Linked DNA regions of Mus musculus: region 2 is linked to region 1. A link is a contact called in ENCODE POLR2A ChIA-PET data. All regions are on one chromosome and are shown on one strand. The core of a region is the stretch at or near the end of the contact, and the rest is flanking DNA. Distances in the headings are between cores, read along the strand shown. Region 1 holds the start of Pcbd1 (pterin 4 alpha carbinolamine dehydratase/dimerization cofactor of hepatocyte nuclear factor 1 alpha (TCF1) 1). Region 2 holds the start of Sgpl1 (sphingosine phosphate lyase 1).

Evidence for each region. ChIA-PET counts read pairs that join two places held with the same protein, here RNA polymerase II (POLR2A).
Region 2: POLR2A ChIA-PET joins it to region 1 with 26 read pairs in Patski. The contact joins the promoter of Sgpl1 here to the promoter of Pcbd1 in region 1. POLR2A ChIA-PET finds 5 or more read pairs at or near these places in 2 of 5 experiments (Patski and embryonic stem cell).

Annotation. Positions count from the first base shown.
Region 1 is chr10:61,084,758-61,092,412 of GRCm38, reverse strand. It overlaps Pcbd1 (pterin 4 alpha carbinolamine dehydratase/dimerization cofactor of hepatocyte nuclear factor 1 alpha (TCF1) 1), which reads right to left and starts at 3,082. Exons shown (of 4, transcript NM_025273.4): 1 at 2,997-3,082; 2 at 218-349. The coding sequence starts at 2,999.
Region 2 is chr10:61,144,176-61,151,830 of GRCm38, reverse strand. Sgpl1 (sphingosine phosphate lyase 1) reads left to right here and starts at 4,147. Exons shown (of 15, transcript NM_009163.4): 1 at 4,147-4,308; 2 at 5,500-5,573. The coding sequence starts at 5,547.

The DNA.
Region 1 (7,655 bases), core at 1,833-4,332:
TGTCAGTATTTGCCAATTCTTTGCCGCTTATTAAAGTGCCTTCAAAAGGGCAGATACTTGCTACCAAGACTGTCTCCTCCAATGACTCTGAGTTCCAGAAGGGAGGGTTCAAGTCCCTTCTCCTCTCTGCAGGTCACTTGAGTATGTCTTTCCCCTTGGCTAACAGGACATGACATGAACACACAGAGTGTAGCCCACTCAGGCCTGCTCCACATACCCTGTTGAAGTCTTTAAAATGGAACTGCTTGAAGATAGCATCTCGGCCTTCTACTTCATTCCACCCCACAGCCCTCAGGTTTGGCAGCAGCTGGTCTCGCTCCTCGGCGCTCAGCCTGTGTGCCTTGCCGGCCTAGGAGAGGGAGGATAGAGAGGCCCCAGGGCATTCCATTTATAGGTCAAGAGTGTGCCTCAGACCTTTGGGAGGACTTCAGTGCTGGCTGCTGTGGATTCAGGTGCCCCTTATAGCAAGCAGCAGGCCTTTATGTTTCCAGAGAAGAGCCCTGCCAGGAGGTGGGGTCTGGGCCGTTTACTGATAGACTCTGGGTCCTGTATTTTTTTAGTTTTGTGTTTTTGTGTTTTGTTCGTTTTGGTATATGTGTTTGTGTGGGTAGGTTCAAGTATGGGCATGTGTGCATGTGGAAGCCAAAGGACAACCTCAGATGTTATTGTTTGGATATCATTTATCATTATTTTAATTTAATTTTTTAATTTTATGTATATGAGTGTTTTGCCGTCGTCACAGAAGTCTGTGCACCACCCATGTCTCTGGTCCCTGCAGAGGCCAGAAGAGAGTGTTGGATACCTTAGAACTGGAGCCACAGGCAGTCATGAACTGCCACGATAGTGTTGAGAGTCAGGTCCAGGTCCTTTAGAATAGGAGCCAGTGTTCTCAACCTCTGAACAAATTTCCAACCCCATTTGATTTTTTTTGGACATGGTCTCTCACCAAGTAGGTTATGCTGGCTGGCCACAGAGCCTCAGAGATCCATCTGTCTATGCCTCCCCAGTGCTAGCATTACAAGCACACACTATCACGCCAGTGTTTTAAATGTGGTTTCTGGGAAGGAGAACTCCCATTGAAAGCACTTCACAAACTAGGCCGAATCTGCAGCCCAGATCTTGGGGTTTTTACCTGCTTTCATAGAGAATGCCAAAGAGAATGTGTTGTGGTGAAGTGTTCCCCCATCTCTTGCTCCCAGAGCCTCACAGATGCTTGCCTGCCTTCATCTTTCCAAGACAGCACACCATGGAGTCCCCAAGGTGGTTAGAGCAAAATTCAGCCCAATTCGAACACATTACATGTTCTTCCTGGCATCCCCATTTTTCTGCATTCCCTCTCTATGCTCCATCCCCACACCCATTCTGCAATGTTCAGGTGTTCTAGAGGAGAAACAGGCCTAGACAAAGGGGATGTGAGTGCTCTGCTCTTCCGGCCAGTCATCCTCAGTCAGGAATGAACTGACTCAAGGTGTGGTCTCTTAGAGCTATAGCCCTGGGGTGGGATGCAGAAACCCATTCAAACCCATTCCCAGATGAGTCTCTGCCACCTCCTCCTCGCCCCTGTATAGTCCACAGCTGTCAGGGTGAGGCTCTCAGGGTGGCTGTCTTAGGAACCTAGGACCACAGGGCCCAGACTCAAAATGGAAGTAGTCTGTCAAGGGCACCTGGCATGCTCATTACCCTGTTATACAAAGTGCCCACGGTGTGATCCCCCAGCACATACCAGGTCAGGTCCTGAGTGGACCCCTGGAAAACAGAAGTTAGTGTCTGTTCTGTCCTCTAGAGGAACGTGGGGCCCTGAGTCTAACAAGCTAGGATTGTGAAAGAGAATCACCCAGGGATACAGTGTTCAACTGACAAGGACTCAAATTTGGCTTGGGGAGCAGGAGGAAGGTGAACTGTGTCCTGCAAGCCACCCATCGTTTCCATACCCTGGGGTGGGTATCGAAATGGCCCTTTGGCTTCATGAGTGAAGGGATGAGACCCACTCCTTAGACCAAGAGATGCCAGTGGAAATACTTCAGTAGCAAGGTTATCAAGTGAAAGTCAGCTTCATTAAAAAAAAAAAAAAAAACAAAAAACCAACACTTCCTAGAACAAGAACATCTGTGACAGTTCTCAGGCCAGCAGTGGGGCCTACAGAACCAACACCAGTGTGTGTGTGCTCTCAGAAACAAGGGGCTCCAGCTCAGTGCAGAGATCTGCTCTGTGGTTAATGAAGGGGGTGGGGGACTTCCAGCATTGACCCTTCAGTGGGTGATAAGCGGGACACTTGTAACCAGGCAGCCAGGTATCAACAGGGCTCCACTCTTTAGAATTTTCCAGAACCAACTTTCAGGCTGACAATGCTCTGAACTCAGGTCAGAGGGGTAAGGGCCTTATTTGCTTAGGGAAGCTCTGTCAGCTTGTTAGTGTGGGCTGAGCGATTACTGATTATCCAAGCCTGTGGTGTCTTTGGGCCCAATGACTCTTCCCAGGCCTCAGCTGCCAAAACACCCTCCTATCCCTGATCGAGTACAGAGAACCCGAACCACGCTATTTGGTAAGGGTTGCAGGGAGGTCTAGGGGCTCCTTTCCTAGGGACCTACCTAAGATCCTGACCCACCACCACGCCAAGGTGGGACACAGCACCCTATCTAGGTGTTAGGGCGGGGCTTAAGGCCAGGGACAGCACTGGGTGCAGAGAGAACTGAACACCACCCCCACCCCCACCCCAATCTGGCAAGCCTGTAGGGCCAGGCAGCGCCACGGAGACTTGCCTTGCTGCCACACCCCGCCAGCAGACTAGGCCTGGGAGTTGGGACAGGCTAGGTTTCCAGGCCCACCGCCACCGCCCCCAAGGGAGGCCAGGCGACTCTAGCCCGGCTGGATGGCGCTGCAGGAGGCTCAGCGTGGCCCGCGCCCCCAGCATCGGAGCCCTAGTCGTCTCTCCACACCACCCCCCGCCCCCCACTTCCTGGTCTCCTCTCAGGGTCCACCAGACTTCCTGCGCTTACCATGTCCAGTGCGGGAAGCAGGTGGCGGCAGCGAGGGAGAGAGCAGCGGGCAAGCAGCAGGCCACCGCGGGGGCGGGGCAGAGATCCGGTGGCCGCGGGTAATAATTAACATGGGTCCTCCTTGCTCCACGCCCTTGCAATGCTTTCCATGCCCTGTGCTCTGTGAGCATGGCTGCGTGATGGGCTCCAGGGCAAAAGCTTTGACATCTCAGTACCTCTGCTCCCTCTCTGCCAGAGGACTCTGGGCACCAGACTGCCTGACCTATTGTTACAGTAACAACGACAACAAAAGCCACCCAGATAAATGTCACATACACTGGACTGCACATATATAAAGTGCACAGTTTTAACCATCTTAACAGAACAGAAGACTTTTTTAAAAAAGATTTATTTATTATATATAAGTACACTGTAGCTGTCTTCAGACACACCAAAAGAGGGCATCAGATCCTATTACAGATGGTTGTGAACCACCATGTAGTTACTGGGAATTGAACTCAAGACCACTGGAAGAGCAGCCAGTGCTCTTAACCACTGAGCCATCTCTCCAGCCCAATAGAAGATATTCTAAAGGGACTCAACGTATCCCTCCTTTGGGCTATCAGGCTATTGAAACAATGGAACCCAAGAAATCAGAATTTCTTCCAGGAAAGGCATGGTATGAAAAGGAAAAACTAAGGTCTGGTGCCAGCCAGAGAAGAAACTTGTCTACTGGAAAGATTTCACACCATTCTGGCAATTTGCCAGGCCACCTTGTTTAGTAAGGTATTCCTCTTGCCCGCTGTTTAACCTTGAGCCGTAGATTAGGTCCCAGTGGACAGACTTGGAGGCTCATGGACCCCTTCATTTCTCTTCCCAGTAAAGCTGTATTGAGTAAATCACCTTGCTTGCTGTTTTAATCACTGTTTTAATTTTTAAGATTTATTTGTGTGTGTGTGTGTGTGTGTGTGTGTGTGTGTGTGTGCGCGTGCGCATTTGTGTGGGTGCATGGATTTATGTGTACTGTGTGCTGTATGCATGTAGATGCCATGGAGGCCAAAAGGGAACATTGCATCCCCTGGAATTGCACTTAGGTGTTGTTGTGAGCTGCCTCATATGGGTACTGGAGCCAAATTCAGATTCTCTGCGAGAGCAGTAAGCGCTCTGAGCCCTCTCCACAGCACCTCTGCTGTGACTTGTCTCTTTCGTTGGCATATAGAGAGTAGTGGGTGAGCCCTGCTTGTTAGGACTGCCAGGGTCCAGGCTCTGACCCTAATAACTTCAGTGACATGGAGGGACATGTGCTTCTCTTAGGAATCCATCAGCAGGATTAGGAACACCTCTCCCTGTGCCACCAGATAGCCTCTCTCTTCCAGGGCTCCCCCTAAGCCAATGCTCTTCAATTGCTGGCAAGCAGGTTGCATTTTCTAGACATCCCCATGGCCCCATGCATTGAAACCATTTAGTTTATACTTACCTTTGAAGTCCATTCATGTTCTATGTACCATTAGTTGATTCTTTTCTTTCTTTTTTTTTTTTAAAGATTTATTTATGTATAATGAGTGCTCTATCTGCATGTACACCTGCATGCCAGAAGAGGGCATCAGATCCCATTATAGATGATTGTGAGCCACCATGTGGGTGCTGGGAAATGAACTCAGGACCTTTGGAAGAGCAGTCAGTGTTCTTAATCACTGAGCCGTCTCTCCAGCTCCCTAAAGATCCATTATTTCATAACTGTAATCTTGATACTGTTATAAATTATAATTTAAATATCTGATATGCAGGATATCTGATGTGATTCCCCCAAAGGGGCCATGATCCCCAGATTGAGAACCGCCGGGAGCCTCGTTGGTTGTGGAGGTTTGGCATGGTGCAGGTCCAGAGTCTACACATCTTGGGTCATCTGCAGCTCCCTTAAAGCCACCTATTTCTCTCCTCTGTTGTGACTTAGCATGTTGGTGACTGGAGGGTAAATGCTTCCTAGTGTATAGACAGGCCACTAGCCTCCACCAACCGGATGGTTATAAAGGGCCGCCAGGTGGCAGGTGAGGCCTCCAGCTGAGATGGCCGACTGTTCTGGAACTCATCTGCCTGATGTTTCTACCAACATGTTTGAAAAAAATGTCTTGATTTAAAAACACCCCACTGGAGAGATGGCTCAGCGATTAAGAGCGCTGGCTGCTCTTGCAGAGGTCCTGAGTTCAATTCCCAGCATCCACATGATGGTTCATGATCATCTATAAATTGATCTATTGGCCTCTTCTGGTGTGCATGAAAAGAGAGCACTCATAAGCATAAAACAAATAAACAAATCGTTATCTCTTATTCTTAATTATTTGTGTCTGTGTGTGTGCTAGTGTGCACGTGAGTGCAGATACCCCCAGGGGCCGGTTCCCACAGAGCTGGAGTTACAGGCAGTTATGAGCAAGCCAGTGTGAGTTCTGGGAATTAAGCCCTGCTTCTCTACCAAGTGCTCTTAACTGCTGAGCCATTTCTCTAGTCCCTTAAGGCCCAGTTCTTCCTAAGAATATGAGGCTAGTGGTTAAGGACTGTTAAGTGCTGTTGAGAATGTTAATTCCTTGATAGGTCTTCTTGTGGGCATCCTTCAGCAGAGTTTGCCTCCATGATTTTTGTTCTTTAAACCAACTGCGCTGCTAGGAACTAGCCACTCCTCTTGATTGACAGCTGCAGGCCCTTCCTTTGTGCCTGGCTGCCTTGAGCTGGGTGGAGGATGACTGTCAATCAGTCAGCGCTTTCCTTGCCAATTGGCTCGACTGTCAGCATGGCAGACCAGCTGCTTTGACTTCTTCCTGGTCACCATGAGAGAACTCCACTCCCATTGCAAAGACCAATGCAAGCAAGCAGGGCTGCAGTTGAAGCCAGACCTGCTGCTGGAAGCTTTGCTGCAGTCCTGATGGGATATTCTAGACAGCATGCAGAGCCTGGAAAATACTGGGAAACAGAGGCCTCAGTGAATTGTAGATAATCTACAGCACCATTTTTGGGGGGGGGGGATCGGTACCTCAGCAGTGACTCAGCAAGAAGCCTATATCTGGAATAGGAAACTTAAAAAAAAAAATCTGTCTTTTGCATGTGTACACACACACACACACACACACACACACACGAACTCATGTGGACACCTGTGTATGGAAGTCAGAAAACAGTATGCAGGAATCAGTCCTCTCTTTCCACCGTGTGGGTCCCAGGGATTGAACTCAGGTCATCAAGTGTTAGCCGCAAGTGCCTTTACCTGCCGAGCCATCTCATAAGGCCTAATTCCTCCTCTCTCTTTGCTGCATTCTTTGGACCATGGTGGTGTCTGCCTTTAATCCCAGCACTTGGGAGGCAGAGGCAGGCGGATTTCTGAGTTTGAGGCCAGCCTGGTCTACAGATTGAGTTCCAGGACAGCCAGGGCTACACAGAAAAACCCTGTCTTAGAAAACAAAAAAAAAGAAAACCAGTGTGTGAGGGTGGATTCTGGGTGCTCCTGATCTGCTGTCCATAGAGACACTGACACCGCTGTTTTGACCACCACAGCTTTTTAATAAGTCTGATACCTAAGTCTCCTAAAACGTAAAGCCTTATTTTCCATTAGCCTTTCTTCCTACACCTCTCTTCCCTCTGTAGCACTGTGGTAATGTGCTGATGTAAATTCTGTCCATATTTATTCTTGAAAAATTTGTGTTGCTTCATTTACATATACTTTAATGTATGCAGGAATACTATATTGCACATTGTCTTGTATAAAACATAACACTTAAGTCAATTGGTTTGTCATATCCATGATGCATCAAGCACACTTAGTCTGCAGTGGCAAAGGTTCTAACTGCTGCTCTGTGTTCTCTGATGAAAGTCCACCCTGGATTCTCATCCTACCAGCGATGGCCAATTCCTTACCACAGCACAATTAACCCTCAAGCACATGATCTGATGTCTTCCCACCAACCACCCCACCAGCCCTGCAAAAAAAAAAAAGACCTGGCCAAGGCTGCACTTGCATATTCAGCAGCTCCCAGGCCCCTGGGAAGACCCCTATAAACACAAAGTGCAAAGCCAGCACTGCCCGCACAGGCCTGTATTCCAGCGCCATCCAGATGTTTCCAGCACTGCCCCATACAAGCTTGCATTCCAACACCATCCAGATGTTTCCAGAACAGCGACAGCAGCAGCTGTTCTCACCTGCGCCTTTCGAGGGTTCCTACTTCCTCACACATTTCATCCTCCACAGAGTCTGACTCTGTGTGACTCTCTCGTGTGTGTGTGTGTATGTGTGTGTGTGTGGTAGTTTTGTTGTTGTTGTTAAGCTGACAGGTATAGACTGAGCTGAGAGGTTTTTTTTGTGATTTATGATGGTTACTGAGGTCACTGAGTACTTCTTCTCAGGTTGACTCTTGGGGAGTCTCTGTGTAGACACCACGGCTTATCAGCTTCATATCGTGGAAACAGTTTCTGCCACTTGGCCATGCATACACTAACTTTAACCATGATTTCATTCTCTTTCTCTTTCTCTTTCTCTCTCTCTCTCTCCTTCCTTCCTTCCTTCCTTCCTTCCTTCCTTCCTTCCTTCCTTCCTTCCTTCCTTTCTTTCTTTCTTTCTTTCTTTCTTTCTTTCTTTCTTTCTTTCTTTCTTTCTTTCTTTCTTTTTTTCTGTTTTGGTTTTTTGAGACAGGGTTT
Region 2 (7,655 bases), core at 2,898-5,397, 58 kb before region 1:
ATGGCGTTGTGTGTGTGTCCCAGAGTGGCTTCTTTCCTTCCCTCAAACTCTGCATCAGAGAGATGTCCAGCTCCTCCCTAGTTCCCACCCACATTTGGTCCCTCTCAGTCTCTTGTTATCTTAGGAGGCACCAAGGGTATCAAAGGGACAGCTTGGGGACATAAGTTCTCCCTTCAGCACACATGACCCATGCAGTTTTTCATTAAACTTCCTAAAAAATTACAAACGGGGCCTGGAGAGATAGCTCAGCAGTTAAGAGCACTGATTGCTCTTCCAGAGGTCCTGAATTCACTTCCCAGCAACCACGTGGTGGCTCACAACCATCTGTAATGGGATCTGATGCCACCTTCTGGTGTGTCTGAAGACAGCTACAGTGTATTCATATAAATAAAGTAAATCATATATACATATATATTGTAAACAAATGTACCATAATAAGAACACAAGCATTCTCTGCAAACCATGTGTGTGTGTTTTCAGATCTTGTGTCCACACTGTAACAATGTGTGTGTGTTCTCAGATCTTGTACCTACACTGTAACAAGCACAGTGTAGGTACCGATTCAGGCCTAGATTGGGGCTCAAACTCCCTGACTTTTATTTAACAAGTTCCCAGGTGATGCCAATGCTGTTCTTGGGAAATGACAAGTCTCTCAAGGTGGTTTTAGGCAGCCTATATCTCTCTCACCAGCCAGCTGAGCTTGGGAGGAGGGCCCCAAAGCTTTAGGTTTCTGTTACTCTTTGCCCCTACCCTCACCCCACCCTTTCTGATTCTCTCTCTCTCTCTCTCTCTCTCTCTCTCTCTCTCTCTCTCTCTCTCTCACACACACACACACACACACACACACAGAGAGAGAGAGAGAGAGAGAGAGAGAGAGAGAGAGAGAGAGAATGCAAAAGCACCAGTCAGGAATTCCTCGATCAAGCCTGCAGGCTTAGACCTGTTTTATAGTCTCCACTCTGCTGAGACGTGCCAAGTGTAGCTCTCTCCAGCCTTTGTTCTGTGCTCTCTAGAATCTATCAGACAAATAGCTGAAGGCTCCCACTCTGTCACTAATAAACAAGTCGCCCCCGCCCCCCCAACGTTCCTTTGAAGTCGGAAGCCTTGGCTTTCCAGGCTAAGCTCCACTTCTGTGTGTTTGGAAGATGTCATCTTCTCTGGTCTCTGTGCCCTTATTTGTCAGTTGCAAAGGAGGGATTGAGAGTCAAGGGACATGGACAAGCCAGGACACAAAATGAGCATGTACAATAGGGACGCTTACCATAGTATAGTTTTTGCCAAAGAAAAGATCAGCCAAAACAGTTGACCTAGTTCATATTTCTGGGAAGGATCAGATGCATATAGGGGGTCAGATATTGTTCCCGAGTCACCTGGGTGTGTGAATTCTAGATTCAAGGATGAGGAGCTAGGGAGATTGCTTAGCATGTGCATGTAAGAGGACTTCAGTTCGAATCCCCAGCACCATGCAAAAAGCCCCATATAGCCATGCTCACCAGTGTTGGCGTTGGGTAGGGGGCTCAAACAGGTGATCACTGGGTCCTGATTATCCACACATCATCTGTAAGCTTCTGACTCGTGCATGGTTTGCCCGGCCACACATATGTACACGCACGGGGGTGGGGTGGGATATTCTTTTTTTTTTTTTTTTTTATTATATGTAAGTACACTGTAGCTGTCTTCAGACACTCCAGAAGGAGTCAGATCTCGTTACAGATGGTTGTGAGCCACCATGTGGTTGCTGGGATTTGAACTCTGGACCTTCGGAAGAGCAGTCGGGTGCTCTTACCCACTGAGCCATCTCACCAGCCCCCGGGGGTATTCTTAAGTATTAAATAATTCTACATGCATCTGGCAGCTAAGGAGAGGGCTGGAGACAGTACCTCTGATCTGAAGAAGTCCTAAAAGAGGGAACTTATGTAACTCTTAAGAGCAGGCATTGGAAGGGCGTGTGTCAACCAGGGGTTATTTCAGGGGATCTGGATGGAGGAGAGAGGTACCTGGGGCTTTTGGTTGTATAAGGGTGATGAAGGCCCAACAACCTGCCAGATCTCTTTAGGGTCTTAACTGCTGTGAGAGGGAGACTGGGTGCTGTCACGGGATGCAGAGGAGGTAAAATGTCCCATCTCGGACACACTAGGTGGAGATAAGAATGCCATTGCTAACCACACCCTCATTTGAGTATCAGCATTCACAAGGGGGCAAAGTTGGCTGTCACTGCTGTCACTGTGCTGTCACCTGCTCCAGCACTTCAGTGTAGTCATTCCTATTTGAAAGGTCAATTCGGGGTTTTTTTTTCCCCCAACCTAGTGTGAAGGGTGACCTTTGTGACCTTGGGGGTCCTTCCACTTGAATTGTAGTGCTTGCCAGCTTTGCTTCTGAAAAAAACATTTCTGCCCAGTATTTATACCATTTGCCCTCTGTTTATTTCTTTTGGGGAAGTGAAGGCTGGGGTGGTATTATTTCCATTAACCAAGTTGACATGCTTTTTTCATTCAGACATCTTTAACCTTGATGGGAAAATCAAGTTTCCAACACAGAAAAGAGACCAAGGGCCAACCCCTTGCTCACTCAGTGAACATAACACAAGTTAAAGTCATCTCAGAGGAGGGAATATTGATTAAGAAAATGCCTCTATGAGATTCAGGCTATAGGCAAACCTGTAGGGCATTTTCTTAATTAGGGATTGATGGGGGAGGTCGCAGCCCACTGTGGGTGGTGCTATCCCTGGGTTGGTGGTCCTGGGTTCTATAAGCAAGCCAGCCATGAGGAGCAGGGCAGTAAGCAGCACTCCTTCATGGCCTCTGCATCAGCTCCTGCCTTCAGGTTTTGCCCTGTTTGAGCTCCTGTCCTGACTTCTTTTGTTGATGAACAGTGCTCTGGACGTGTAAGCCAAATAAACCCTTTCTTCCCCATATTTCTTTGGTCATGGTGTTTCATCACAGCAATAGAAACCCTAAAACAGTAAAATCTCAAAGCTCTTCCTTTAAAGACCCAGGTTAGGTGGTTGCTCAGATTAGTCTTGTCTGCAGACACTGGCTGGAAGTGACCAATTGTGTCCAGAATGCAAGGGTTGGGGTGGGGAATAGGGTCTTATTTTGAAGCCCCGGTTGGCTTCAAAATTGCCTCAGGAATTACAGGAACAAACCACCACACCAGGTTCAAGTTAATTATTTCAAGCATTTATTTTTATTTATGTGTAAGCGTGTGTGTGTGTGTGTGTGTGTTTATGGCCTCAGAGGCCAGAAGACAATGTCAGAGTCCATGGACCGGGAGTGGTGTTTGGGAGCCATCTTAAGTGGGTGCTGGGACCCAGCCTCACTGAGCCCTCCCTCCCCAATCACTTCACATAACCAGCTTTTTATGGGTATAATTTCAGTACTTGGGAGCCTAAAGCAGGAAGATTGATTCAAGTTCAAGGCCAGTTTATAGCTTACACGACAGAGTGAGACCCTGTCTCAAACACTAACCAGCCCCTAAACTGTTGAGTGTAGTGGCTGGCAGGAAGATTGTGAGTTCAAAGTTATCCTAAGATACAGGACCAGTTTGGGGCCAGCATGACCTAAGTCAGAACTTGGATCAAAACAAAGAATTGTTAAGAGAGATGTCACCTTAGATTTTTGGAAGGCTGTGATGAGGCGGGAGAAAACCTAGATCAAAGCCTTTGACTGCCCTACAGAAAGACCTCAAAGCCAGTCTCGGCAACTTAGTATAAAAAGCCTGCATCACAAAACAACAACAAACAACAATAGCAACAAAAGACAAACACAAAGAGTAGCCTGAAGAAGTTGTAAACTCACAGGGCCAGCTGCTGGCGAAAGGTGAGACCCCTAGACACCCTATCTGGCTTAGACACAGTCCCTACCCGGCCAGCAGGCGGCGCGCACGCCCACACGGCTCTGGGCGCCCCGAACCTTGGCGCCGAGCCTCTCAACCCTGGCGCCATTACTTAGCCCTGGCCACAAACTCTCGCCTGAGTTCCCCCGACACCACAGCCCGGACCCAGCAGTAGGCGGGCGGAGGGCTGCGGGGCGAGCCGAGCCCAGCGCGGCGTCGGACGTGCGCGCGCCCGACAGCGGCAAGGGCGCGCACGGCCCGGGCTCCTGGAGGCGGGCGGGTACCCCAAGGCCATTTCCGGGAGGGGCGGGGCCGGGGGCGGCGCACCTCCAATCTCTGCGGCGGCGGCGGAAGGGGGAACCCGGGTCCCGTGGCCAGCGAGTGAGTCGCTCGCAGAACCGAGGCGCGTGAGGTGGGCGGCGGCCAGCGGAGCCTCTGCGGGGAAAGAAGGAGCCGGGTCCACAGCCTGAGGAGGTGGAGCTGCCGCGGCGGGCTGGACCCGGCGGGAGCAGTGGGGAGCCGAGAGGAGCTGGAGGGATCCGGGCCCGGGCTGAGGGGAGAGGAGGGAGGCCGAGCTGTGGTTGGGGAGCCGAGAGGGAATTGGGTTGTGGGGAGCTGCGCGGAGGGAACCGGGCTGTGGGGAGCTGCGCTGAGGGAGGCAGGTCTGTGGTTCATGGAGAGCTGGGCTGAGGGGAGCGCGGCTGAGGAAAGCAGGGCCCGAGCTGAGAGGGAGCCGGGCTGAGGGAGAGCTGGGCTGAGGGGAGCGCGGCTGAGGAAAGCGGGGCCCGAGCTGAGAGGGAGCCGGGCTGAGGGAGAGCTGGGCTGAGGGGAGCGGGGCCCGGGCTGAGGGGGAGCAGGGACCGGGCTGAGGGGAGCAAGGGTTCAGGCTGAGAGGGTCCTGGGCTGAGGGGAGCGGGGCCCGAGCTGAGAGGGAGCCGGGCTGAGGGAGAGCCGGGCTGAGGGAAGCGGTGCCCGGGCTGAGGGAAGCAGGGCTCAGGCTGAAAGGGAGTGGGCTGAGAGGAAGCTGAGCTGAGGGGTGCAGGTCCGTGGCACAGGGAGAGGTGGGATGAGGGAAGCGGGGCCCAGACTGAGGGGAGCAGCGCCTGGGCTGAGGGGGAGCCGGGCTGAGAAGGAGCAAACTGAGGGGTGCGGGCCCCAGACTGAGGGGAGCAGGGTCGGGGCTGCGGGGTCGGGGCTGAGGGGAGCGGGGCCCAGGCTGAGGGGAGCAGGGCCCAGGCTGAGAGGGTCCTGGGCTTAAGGGAGTCAGGCTAAGAGGGGGCGGGCTGAGGGGAGCCGGGCCTGGTCTGAGGGGGCTGGGTCCGGGCTGATGGGGAGCCGAGCTGCGGGGTGTGGGTTCCCGACTGCTGTGGGGCGTCGGAGAGACCCAGGCTCGAGTCTGTGGCCGGGGCTGAGTAGTGGCGCCAGGCTACAGGGGCGCGGGGGAAAGGCAGGCCGGGCTGGAGGAGTCCCGGGTCCCGCTGTGCCGAGAGGCGGCGGCGCTGCCGTGGGCCCGGGGAAGGGGCGTGTCCCCGCGTGCACGCCGCGGGCTCCACTGCTCCGGGGTGCCGGGGTCGGCTGGAGCGCTGCCAAAGCCGGCAGGGGGATCCCGCGGAGGGGCAGCGCCGGCCGGGCTGCCGAGTAAACAGCTGCGTTTCCCCTTTGCAGACGCAGAGGCAGGGCAGCCCCGGGGAGGGAGCCGGCTGCAGAGGAAGATGCCCGGAACCGACCTCCTCAAGCTGGTGAGTCGGATCCTTTCTCTCTCGCTCAGAAGGCTCTGAGTCATGGGACCGCTTCCCCTCCGATGCCTTGCTTTTGCTCAAAGCTCAGCATTCGCTGCCACTTTTTTCTTTTTGTTTTGTTTGCTTTGGAAACTGGCGTGAATGCTCGGGGTGAATAAATGGATGAATACGGTGGATGCAGAACTTAGAAATTCCCTGAGGATCTTTCTACAGCCCTTGCTCACGGCTTTTCTCTCTTTCTTCTCCTACCACTAGAGCAATTGCTTTTGTTTTGTTTCTGAAACAATGGCTGCCTCTGGAACTCAGGGTGGCCTGGAACTTAGCAGGTACACTTGGCCTTGAACTTTTAGTCATTTCCCTCTACCTCCTAGTGCTGGGATTTTTTTGTTTGTTTGTTTGGGTTCTTTTGGTTGGTTCTTGGAGATGGAGGGCTCATTATGTAGTCCAGGCTAGCCTGTAACTTGCTATGTAGATCAGGCTGGCCTAGAATTCTAAGAGGGTTGCTTGCCTCTGCCTCCTGAGTGCTGGGATTAATGAGCTTGTTTTCTTTTTGAGGCAGAAGCTCTTAGTGTAGCCTAGGATGGCCTTGAACTAGCAATCCTTCAACCTTCTCAGTGCACCATCATGCTGGGCTCTTGGAGACAGCATATCACTACAGGATGTCTGAGAACACCTTAGGAAGCTGGAGCTGACCTTGAAGTCTGTATAGTGCAGATGAAAGACAGGAATACTTGCTTAGTCTTCACAGCCTAATGAAAAGTCTACTGAAAATAGATTCTTGTCCCAAATTTTATGAATTCTCAGTAGGTAATAGCCTTATTAACTTCAAATTTTTATTACAAGAGAATTACGTTTAAAACTGTTAGAAACTAAATAAAAAGAATCTAATCTCTTCATCCCCCTTCACCTCCTCCTTGCAACAATAGATTACCAAGAGACAATTGCTGTTGGCATATTGGGTGGTTAATGGAGAACAGTTAGAACAGTTCTTACAATGAGAAGTTGTTGGCTTTCCTCTAATATATCTGGACGTGAATGTAAATGCTGAGTTCCCATACAGAAGTAGAGTATTTCTTCCTTTAAGGACTTTGTATTTATTTGGAGTAGGGTTAATAAACTTTTAAGTCTGATTAGGACTTGCATTCATTTAGTATATTTGGAATGCTTTTTGTTCTGAGTTATTTCTCTTGCTCTCATCATATCCATTGATGACTTCCTGGTACTGTAGAATGGAGATTTTGTTCAACTTATTGCAATAAGGAATTGATTCCTTAAAAAAGACCAAACCTAGGTTTTCATAGTACATTTTTATTATGATCTGAGTTCAAGGTTCTCTTTCTGCTTTTTTTTTTTTTTTTTTTTGGTTTTTCAAGACAGGGTTTTTCTGTGTAACCCTGGCTGTTCTGGAACTCACTTTGTAGACCAGGCTGGCCTTGAACTCAGAAATCCGCCTGCCTCTGCCTCCCAAGTGCTGGGATTACTCTTTCTGCTTTTTATGATATATAAAACTGTTGTGCCAATTGGGTAAAAAAGGACCTAAGAAAGTGAAAAAAAAAAAAAAAACAGCCACAGTACAGGAAAAATATTTTATAATTTAAAAAGAAAAATATGTGTGTGGGTGTTCGTTCAGTGTCTTACATGCTAGGCAAGTGCTATACTTAAATCCTCTTCACTTCTTTTAATATTGTATTTTGAGACAGGATCTTACTGTCTTAGGTAGGCTTTGAACTTAGAATTGTCCTGCTCACCAGGCCCTAATTGTTTCTTAAAAGTCATACAGAGAATTTAATATTGTACATGAGTCTAGTTATTTATCCTTTATGTTAGCAGAATAAGGTAAACAGTAGGTAGGAAATCAGTATGAGGTGAATGCTAGAATAATAGTATAGTTCTTATAAGTCACATCAAGAATGTATTAGATGCAGAAAGAGATAGTCTACATACTTACTAAATTTTTACCAAAAGCTTTGATAAATATGCTGACATTCTCCAATAATAAATGAAAAACTAGACTCTTGTTGAGTCCCACAGCAGTTAACTAACAAAGTAGTTTTATCTTAAGTGGAATATTGAGAAGATCTC